2 separate regions of the Homo sapiens genome follow, and region 2 is linked to region 1. Evidence: chromatin loops called from intact Hi-C (ENCODE). Cell type or tissue: IMR-90. All regions are shown on one strand.

What was found. Peaks named below come from ENCODE experiments on the same cell type or tissue, not always from the same donor. Only the 100,000 strongest peaks of a DNase experiment are listed, where the experiment ranks them.
Region 2: it touches region 1 in a loop (14-fold over the local background); 1 of 110 quality-filtered maps calls a loop at or near these places.

Annotation. Positions count from the first base shown.
Region 1 is chr5:113,065,713-113,070,712 of GRCh38, forward strand. MCC (MCC regulator of Wnt signaling pathway) reads right to left here. Exons shown (of 19, transcript NM_001085377.2): 13 at 2,368-2,471. Among named protein-coding and RNA genes, the nearest start is that of DCP2, 91 kb to the left of the region's middle. RefSeq lists enhancers at 3,447-4,223, 4,224-4,998. In IMR-90, a CTCF peak has its summit at 2,042; DNase peaks (open chromatin) are centred at 2,189 and 3,049; H3K27ac peaks cover 1,054 bases.
Region 2 is chr5:113,517,687-113,522,686 of GRCh38, forward strand. All of the region lies in intron 2 of YTHDC2 (YTH N6-methyladenosine RNA binding protein C2), which reads left to right. Among named protein-coding and RNA genes, the nearest start is that of YTHDC2, 6.5 kb to the left of the region's middle. RefSeq lists a silencer at 2,803-3,003. In IMR-90, no CTCF peak of the experiment used is centred here; a DNase peak (open chromatin) is centred at 2,925.

The DNA.
Region 1 (5,000 bases):
AAAGACCCACAATCATAGATACTGTGGGTGCATGTCACAAATGAGTTCCTGCTTTGCTGTGCAACAGCTCTATGGCATGATGGGTGGCATGATGGCACAGTATGATGGGCCAGCCACTCCTGTCAGCGGAATGCAAGGGCGAGGCTTAATGGGGAACTGCTAAAAATCAAGCCTGCCCTCAGTACTATGGAGAGTGGGCAGGAAATGGGGTGGACCCATTCTGCAGGCCAAAAATCCCTGGAACTCCCTCCTGTCATTTCTCTGACAAACTTCATGCCTCTCTTCTCTCCACAAATAAGACATTTTACATACATCTCACCACTGACTGCTATTTGGAATTAGGCATGACATTACTTACTGGCTCATATTATAAATGTATACATGAACTTCCCAGTATTAGGTAAATACAAAGCATTTCATTATTGATTTTGAATATTTAAAAGGCAGATTTATTTAAGCTCTTTCAGCTCCTACACCAAATAACTGCACTGAGTAGGTACATGCCTAATGAAAGGTACCTTGTGAGGCCTGAACAGGTTAAGACACTCCGCTGATAACCAACTGGAAATACGATTGACTTTTTCCTTTAATTTATCATTTTTCTTAATACGTATATTAATTTAAAAAAATCCTGACAGCAGGCCAAGATCATTTTAGGATCTGTTTCATATGAGAAATAAAGTTTTATGGTTCAGTTAAAAGACCCTGAAAAATGAGGTTTCTAATGGAAATGCTGGCAGAGTTTCTACTTCTGGGCTGGGCTGGTAATACTATTTAAAAAAAACCAGAGGGAGGATCAGAGCATCACTCTCCATACAAATGAAGGTGTGCTCCTTTGTTGGATTACTTGGATATGAAGCAGGAAATTAACACCCAGGATACCTTCCTTCCTTCACTTTTGCTTCAGATTCCTGTGCAAGTCGAAACTGAAGGAGGAAACACATGTGAGTGTTCAGTGCAAAAGTGAGCCCCCAGACAAAGGGGGAGGAGCGGGGAAGAAGGACAGGAAGGTGCATTCAGAAGGTGCCTGGATGGTGACTTTCTTTGAAGGGTGTGTCCTGGATGGACAAGTCCTAATGGAAGCTCACAGCAGAAATCCAGTCCATGACAGAGGCCTGGCTACCACACATGGGAATGCCTGGCCTGCCCACACCATCCATCTTTGGCTCTGGAGAGACCTGGTCACCTTGGCTTTCTGTTTACTTGCTATTGCCTCTCCGAAGGCTAAGGGGGTGTCCGGGGCTTAGTTCTGCATGGAGAGACGGCCACCTTTCTCCTTGGGTCTCTCTTTCCTCTTAGCACTGTTTCTACTGCAGTCCTCCCCACATCACTGCAGGCTCGGAGCCACAATCACTGGCCACGTTTTAGCAAATGCTGCCGCTTCCTAGAATGACATGCTTGTGTCCAATTAGATACTCCTTCCACCTTACTCAAAATTGAGGGACAGAAGTGAGCAGGCAGTGCAGATCTCGAGGTACAGGTCAGGCCAACAGGGCACAGGATCCCCGGGCTGGGGGAAGGACAGGCACAGGAAAGCGAGGTGGGCGAGCATTCTGTGATGCTGACAAGAGCAGGGGGTGAAACTACTTCTTCTTTGTTCGTAAGACACCTGGAGACCTGGCAGGGGAAACCCATGTTTCAAAACTACTCAAAAGCCGGGCGCAGTGGCTCACGCATGTAATCCCAGCACTTTGAGGCAGGTGGATCACCTGAGGTCAGGAGTTCAAGACCAGGCTGACCAACATGGTGAAACTGTCTCCACTAAAAATACAAAATTAGCCAGGCGTGGTGGCATGTGCCTGTAATCCCAGCTACTTGGGAGGCTGAGGCAGGAGGATGCTTGAACCTAGGAGGTGGAGGTTGCAGTGAGCCAAGATTGCACCATTGCACTCCAGCCTGGGCAACAAGAGCAAAACTCCATCTCAAAACAAACAAACAAAAAAAACAACTACTACTCAAAGAGGTAAACTTGGAGAAGCTCAGCCAATGGAACGAGATGAAGTGAAGGCCATGTGGCGGCAGCATGTGCCTTGACAACAGGCATCAGAGAGACAGCTGCAGAAACGCTGGCCCCTTTCATCGCTGATGCGGCCTCAGCTCCATCTGGCCCCACTGTCAGCCCAGGAGAATGCAGCTCCTAAGAAGTCTTGTTTGTTTTAACTTGTCTGTTATTCTGTTTCCACTCCAGTTCTTGCTGCATTCAACATAAACAATTTACCCATTCAGTCATGAGGAAAAACGAAAAACACACTTGACAACCAAATTTTGTGTTGTCGGGAGATGATTCAATGCCAGTTGCTGAGACAGGGGCAGAAGCAAAGGAGGCAGGGAGACAAGAGGAGGAAGAGGGACTCTGGAGACACTTACCAGGGGAGGACCCCACGCCCGCCGCTCGGAACTGCCCCAGGATGAGGCTCTGCTCACTCTCTGCCAGCGCCAGGAGGAGTTCGTAGGCTTCGATGCACTGCTCGCTGAAACAAAGCACATGGGGCCTCAGCCCTTGCAGAGAACAGCGGACACCTTCAATGTGGCGCCGGTTTCTGTGCAGGAGGCAGCTCAGGTGCTGTCTCGGCCTCACTCTCCACACAGGCAAGGAAACCACCCATGAATATTCCCAGGGCAGGGCCAGTGGCTTGCTCTTTCATTTGGCCTTTTTATTTTTAAACCTTTAACTTGGTTCTGGAAAAATACAAGAGAAACAATAAAGGTGGGAGAGGCAAATGTGTCGTCCCTTCAGTGACCACCTGAAAGGACCATGTGATTCCCTTGTGGTAGGCCACTCCAGGTAGTCCCGCTGAGCCGGCACCCTGGTGTCCACACCCTTGTGCTGTCCCCCATCTGCACTGTACCAGGGTTGGTCTGTGTGACAGAAGTGACAGTAGGTCATTTCCAAAATTAGCTTACTAAAAAACCCTGACTTCCATCTTGGTCACTCTCTCTCACTTCACTATCTTGGACCATCCTCCCCGGAGCAGGCCAGCTGTCGTGTCTTCAAGATTCTCAGGCAGCCCTATGGAGAGGTCCACATGGTGAGTAATGACTAAGGCCTCCAGCCAACAGCCAGGTGAGTGAGCCTTCTTAGAGCAGATCCTCCAATCCCCCACTGAGGTCTCAGATGATACAGCCCTGGCTGACAGCTTGACCAGAATCTCACAAGAGACCCTGAACCAGAACCACCTACTAAGCCACCCCCAGGTTCCTGATCCTTGAAACTGTGATGCAGTAAGTGATTAGTCATACAACAATAGGTAGCTGATATAACATCCCACAAGGAGATGATTTTGACCTAGACCTGCACTATTCAATATAGTATCTACTAGCCACAAATAGCTACTTAAATTGAAAATATTCTGAGTTAAATAAAATGAAAAAGTCCATTCCTCCATTGCAGTAGCCATACTTCATATGTTCAATAGCCATACATGGCCAGTGGTTACCATATTGGGCAGTGCATGTAGAGAACAGTTCCACCATCACAGAAAAGTTCTATTAGATTCTCATAAAACTAAGTGCTTAAAATGTCTCATGAAACATTCTTAGGCCTTCACAAAAGCTCTGACAAGAGTTTGAGTTTGGATTTCTAGGAGGAGGAAACATAGTCACTCTTCTTTGTGCCCAACATTCATTGGGCAAACAAGGTAAAATATCAAACAACAGTCCCTTTCCTGTAGCGTGAGACCCACGTGGCCCACGTCCACACAAGAGGAGGTGGAACATGTGTACAGCATCCTCAGGGTCCCAGATAATATGCCTGCAGTAGGAACATTTCCTCTTTAAGAAAGTAACTGTCTAGCTTCTTCAAGCTGAACAGGGGATATGTTGCTTCATTTAGTCAACAGACAATTTCCTTTGATTGCCTTTCTTTTTTTTCTTTGAGACGGAGTCTCGCTCTGTCGCCCAGGCTGGAGTGCAGTGGCACGATCTCAGCTCACTGCAAGCTCCGCCTCCCAGGTTCACGCCATTATCCTGCCTCAGCCTCCCGCCTCAGCCTCCTGAGTAGCTGGGACTACAGGCGTCCACCACCATGCCTGGCTAACTTTTTTTTTTGTATTTTTAGTAGCGACGGGGTTTCACTGTGTTAGCCAGGATGATCTTGATCTCCTGACCTCGTGATCCGCCCGCCTCGGCCTCCTAAAATGCTGGGATTCCAGGCGTGAGCCACCGCGCCCAGCGTCAATTGACTTTATTTTCATTGTCCTTTACTAAGAGTTAAGACAAAGGGCTGAAATGCTAGCCCTAGGTGATACCAGCTCCTCGTTTCAAAGGCAGTTCATATTCCAGAGATGTGAGGACATTTCCTTATCCATGAGGTTGTACTAATGTGGAGAAAGACCTTTCTGCTCAAAGGCAGATTGTGGGTGGACAGCAACCAGCTTCAACGGTTATCACAGATGGATTATCTGCTTGCTTTGCTGTCTGTAAACCAGAATGATTGCTCTCTAGCTTTGGTCTCATTCATTTTGCTTTGATAATTTCCTGAATAAACAAGAATGTTTCTTAAACAATACCGAACTTTTTAGAGGATGCTAAGTGTACGATACAGTCAACTACTCTGAGGCCTTGGCAAATACACTTAAGTGGTAACACTAATAAAAGAAACCTATGATGATAATAATAAGGCATAGTTTTGCAGCTTTAAACAAGCAGTAATTTAAAAACAGATAAATTTCAAAGTGATGAGGCAGAAAAAAAAAAGTGGCCCATTCAAATTACCACTTGCTCACCAATGAGTGAACTGTAGTTATTTAAATTGACTTGTTTTCATGACAAAAAATCAGCAGCATGCCTGAAGACCAGGAAAATATTCATATCCTTTGACCTACAATTCCTGCTTTGGGATTTTATCCAGAGGAAAATATTCAAAAGAATGAAGATCTTATCTGCATTAAATTATTCATCATAGAATTATTTTTAATATCAAAAGTCTAAATGTCTTTTAGAAAAGTGAATAAATTAACAATATAAAAACTTGTTGGAGGGGTTACAGCCATTCAGAATAG
Region 2 (5,000 bases), 450 kb after region 1:
CTTCTCTCTTTTTTTCATCTTTGAGTAAACTTTGTACTATATTTTCTTAGTGGTCCTTGTGATTTTCAAATGCCTTTTCTTCTTTTCACAAAAAGAAAGAAATCACTTTGAATCTACTTCTCAAATCCTTTCTTTTCATTTGTATGAGAATTTGTACCTGACTTATCCATGAAATTTTCTGTTCACCCTTTGACTTTATTTTATTTTATTTTATTTTTTTGAGATGGAGTCTTGCTCTGTCACCCAGGCTGGAGTGCAGTGGTACAATCTCGGCTCACTGCAAGCTCCACCTCCCGGGTTCACGCCATTCTCCTGCCTCAGCCTCCCAAGTAGCTAGGACTACAGGCGCCCACCACCACGCCCGGCTAATTTTTTGTATTTTCAGTAGAGATGGGGTTTCACTGTGTTAGCCAGGATTGTCTAGATCTCCTGACCTCGTGATCTGCCCGCCTTGGCCTCCCAAAGTGCTGGGATTACAGGCGTGAGCCACTGCACCTGGCGTTTTTTTGTTTTTTTTTTTTTTTGGAGACAAGGTCTTGCTCTGTCACCCAGGCTTTAGTGCAGTGGAATGATGACGGCTCGCTGCTCACTGCAGCCTCCATCTCCCAGGCCCAATCAATCCTCTCACCTCAGCCTCTTGAGTAGCTGGTACTACAGGCATATGCTACCACACCCAACTAATTTTTCTATTTTTTGTAGAGGACAGCATCTCATTATGTTGCTCAGGATGGTCTTGAACTACTGGGCTCAAGCAATCCTCCCTCATTGGCCTCCCAAAGTACTAAGATTACAGACATGAGCCACTGGGCCCAGCCGATTTTTAAAAAAATAATCTATCGTTAACTTTATTGATTCAGTAAGTTAGTTTTCGTGTGTGTGTGTGTGTGTGTGTGTGTGTGTGTGTGTGTGTGTGTATCTGTAGGTGTCTGATATTATAGTTTCTTAGTACCTATTTGAGAGGCCACCTGGTGTAAAGTGCAGAAAGCCTGGATTCTATTTCCAGTCTCTCATTGACTCATTCTCTTATTTGGGCTTTTTATATAAGTTTTAAAAAATAGATTCCAGACTTATTGTGTGATAGCTTTCAATTTTTTTCTGGTCAATTTTTTCTTTTTGATACTCTTTCTTTCAAAATTATGTCATTTGTGATGGATTTTGTTTTTCATCTTCTAAATAATTGAATTTTACCTGCTTTGATTATTTTTATTTTTTAGAGACAGAGTCTTCCTCTGTTGTCCAGGCTGGAGTACAGTGGCACAATCATAGCTCAGTATGGCCTCAAACGCCTAGGCTCAGGCTTTCCTCGCAAGTAGATAGGACCACAGGCATGCACCACCATGCCTGGCTAATTTAAGATTTTTTTTTTTTTAGAGATGGGGTCTTGCTATGTTGCCCAGCCTGGTCTCAAACTCCTGGGCTCAAGTGATCCTCCTGCCTAGGCCGCCCAAAGTATTGGGATTATAGGCCTGAACTAGTGTGCCTTGGCGCTGTTTTGATTATTTTTTGTAATTGCTCATCTTTTAGTGAAAACATTCTTGGAGTAAAAGCCCCATTTTGTGATTTTTAATATATCCTAAAGTTTTCTTTGAAATTCTAGTCAGGTTTCACATACCAAAAATTTCACATCATTATTTACTTTTTTTCCTCAACTTTAAAGGTTGTGTTTAAAGTCACGCTGAGGTCAGTGTGTTTTAGTCCTAAAGGCTCACTTTTCTAAGTCTTTGGCTTGTTTATAATGAAAACAAAATCCCATCTCGATTTTTCTCAGTCCAAGTTAGACAAAAATGGATTTTACAAAATGAACTTTGTTAAAAATCTGTAGAATGGGAAAATATGAAGTATATGAAAGTAGATTTTCCAAGTACAAGTTTCTTCTGTGACTGCTAAGGTCACTGCCTAACAGGTACCAAATAGAGTACCAAAGTACAGTTCTGGAGGTCAGAAGTCCAACAACAGAGGTCCCATGGACTTAAAATCAAGATATCGGCAGGGCTGCATTCCTTGAGGAGGCAGGAGCAAACATTTACTAAGTGTTGTTGTATACTTGTGCTAGGTGCTTTAAATGGATTATCATTTAATCCTAACAATGGTTTTTTAAAAAATTCATTATATAAATTTAATCAAGATTAGAAATTTACTCACACAAATGCCATTCAGAGGTAATTTAAATCAAAGAGTCAATACACATAATTTCTTTTCTTTTTAATTTTATTTTACTTTAAGTTCTGGGATACATGTGCTGAATGTGCAGGTTTGTTACATAGGTATACATGTGCCCTGGTGGTTTGCTGCACCTATCAACTCATCAGCTAGGTTTTAAGCCCTGCATGCATTAGATATTAGTCCTAATGCTCTTCCTTTCCTTTCCCCCTAATCCCTGACAGGCCCCTGTGTGTGATGTTCCCCCGCTATGTCCATGTGTTCTCATTTTTCAACTGCCAGTTATGAGTGAGAACATGTAGTGTTTGGTTTTCTGTTCCTGTGTTAGTTTGCTGAGGATGATGGTTTCCAGCTTCATCGATGTCCCCGCAAAGGACATGAACTTACTCTTTTTTTATGGCTGCACAATAAACATAATTTTATTTTTACTTCAGTTTTTCCTGGAGAATCAAAGAGAGGGACACCTCCTGTTTTTTATGAAACTAGTATAACTTCGCTACCTAACTCAGATAAAGAAGATATTAGAAATGAAAATTATGGGTTTATCTTACTTATGATCATAGATGTAATATGCTAAATAAAATAAAAAATTAGGTCACATTTAAACTGGGTTTTCCCAAGAATAAAGGATTATTGAAAATAAAAGAATCTCTTTTTTTTTTTTTTCTTTAAATGAGAAGGAGTCAGCATTCTCATATTTGGATGAGGGCCTTTGGTTTGGTGCTGATTCATCTCTGGCCTGGTATTTACCACAAGGGAAAGGATAGACCTTGACCTGAAAGTGGATGACTCCCATGGCCTTAGTGCACTTTTTGTTCACAGAAGTGAGCAACAAGGACCAATGGTTCTTTCTTATACATTAAATGCAGCAGGATGTATGACAGAGCATGCCTCCATTTGTGTACTAGTGTGGATATAGTTTATTTTTCAACTTTTGAGTTCAGAGGTACATGTGCAGGTTTGTTACATAGGTAAGCATGAGTCAAGGGGGTTTGTTGTACAGATTATTTCATCACCCAGGATTAATCCTAGTACCCATTATTTTTCTTAATCCTCTCCCTCCTCCCATCCTTTACCCTCTGATAGACCCCAGTGCCTGTTGTTCACCTCTATGTGTCCATGTGTTTTCATCATTTAGCTCCTACTTACAAATGTGAGCATGCAGTATTTGGATTTCTGTTCTTGGGTTAGTTTGCTAAGGATAATGGCCTTCAGCTCCATCTGTGTTCCTGCAAAGGACATGGTCTCATTCTTTTGTATGGCTGCATAGTATTCCATGGTGTATATGTAGTACCACATTTTATTTATCCAGTCTACCATGGATCATAACAAGTTTTATAAGGCAGAGTCTATTTTAACACCTGGCACCTATATAACAGATGAGGCAATTAAAGCCTAGAGATGTTAAGTAATTTTCCTGAGATCACACAGCTAGCAAGTGGCAGAGCCAGGATTTGAACACAGTTAATACTTAACTAATTATTTTTTGATGTTCACATCAAGTTCATAGCAGTGTAGTAGGTGCTCTGAGGAGTTAGAACAGAAATATTGGATAGATCTCATCTTCAATTTAGCTTATAGTTCATTAAGACCAGAAAAATAGGCTGGGCGCAGTGGCTCATGCTGGTAATCCCAGCACTTTGGGAGGCCGAGGTGGGTGGATCACCTGAGGTCAGGAGTTCCAGACCAGCCTGACTAATATGGTGAAACCCCATCTCTCCTAAAAATACAAAAATTAGCCATGCATGGTGGCGGGCGGCTGTAGTCCCAGCTACTGGGGAGACTGAGACAGGAGAACTGCTTGAACCCAGGAGGCGGAGGTTGCAGTGAGCCGAGATCGTGCCACTGCACTCCAGCCTGGGTAGCAAAGCAAGACTCTGTCTCAAAAAAAAAAAAAGAAAAAAAACCCAGAAAAATAAATTTACTGTAGGCATAGTGACCATGCCTTGAAAGCAAAAAGCAAGACTCTGTCTCAAAAAAAAAAAAAAAAAGAAAAACCCAGAAAAATAAATTTACTATAGGCATAGTGACCATACCTTGAAAGCAGCTGTGCTCAGTTTGGCGACAACATGAAGTGAACTGGTTGGTTTATTAGTTTTTAGGTAATCATAAAAAAGTACAAATTAGTATGATGCAAACTTTACTACATTTCCAATTCTGTATTACAGTATTGGGGAGAAAGTGGTTTGGAGCTAGATCTTTGCATCTGTCTGCCTAATGGAAATATAAATTAAGGGAATATAAAATTAAGTACTTATTAGGCATCAAATGAATGCCTGTTTTTTTTGTTTTTTGTTTTTTTTTTTTTTGGTGGTGGTTGTTGTTTGTTTTTAAGAGACTCCTGGTGTCTGTGAGCTTTTTAAGCAGTCATTTGAGATTTGGGCTCTTCAGCTGATCTTTTAAACTGTTCTTAGATTTACAAGTAGGGAATATTGAAGCATATGTTTGTATTTGATTTAAATGTTTAGTAACATCCTTTTAAATTAGTAAATTGATTAATGTTAACATTGTGTCAAATTTGATTACTTATAGCATCATTTTTCTTTCAAAGGAAGAAGCCATTGAAATGCCAAAATGCATCGGTTACTTTTATTTTTCGAAAGTTAGGTGTTATGATGCTCTCAACTGTAATTTTATTACATTTACTTTTATATTTCAAAATTGCATATGGGGTTTACCTTTTATTTAAAAAACTCTTGTGAATTTCACTTAGCTAGCATCTTTTCCACATGTGCAGCTAGTTTTTAGTTAATTTTGCTTTGTATAAAAGATTCCTGTGTTTATCATCAAACCATAGTTTCGGTTATCTTGGAATGAAAGCATAATAAGGAGTTCTCAAT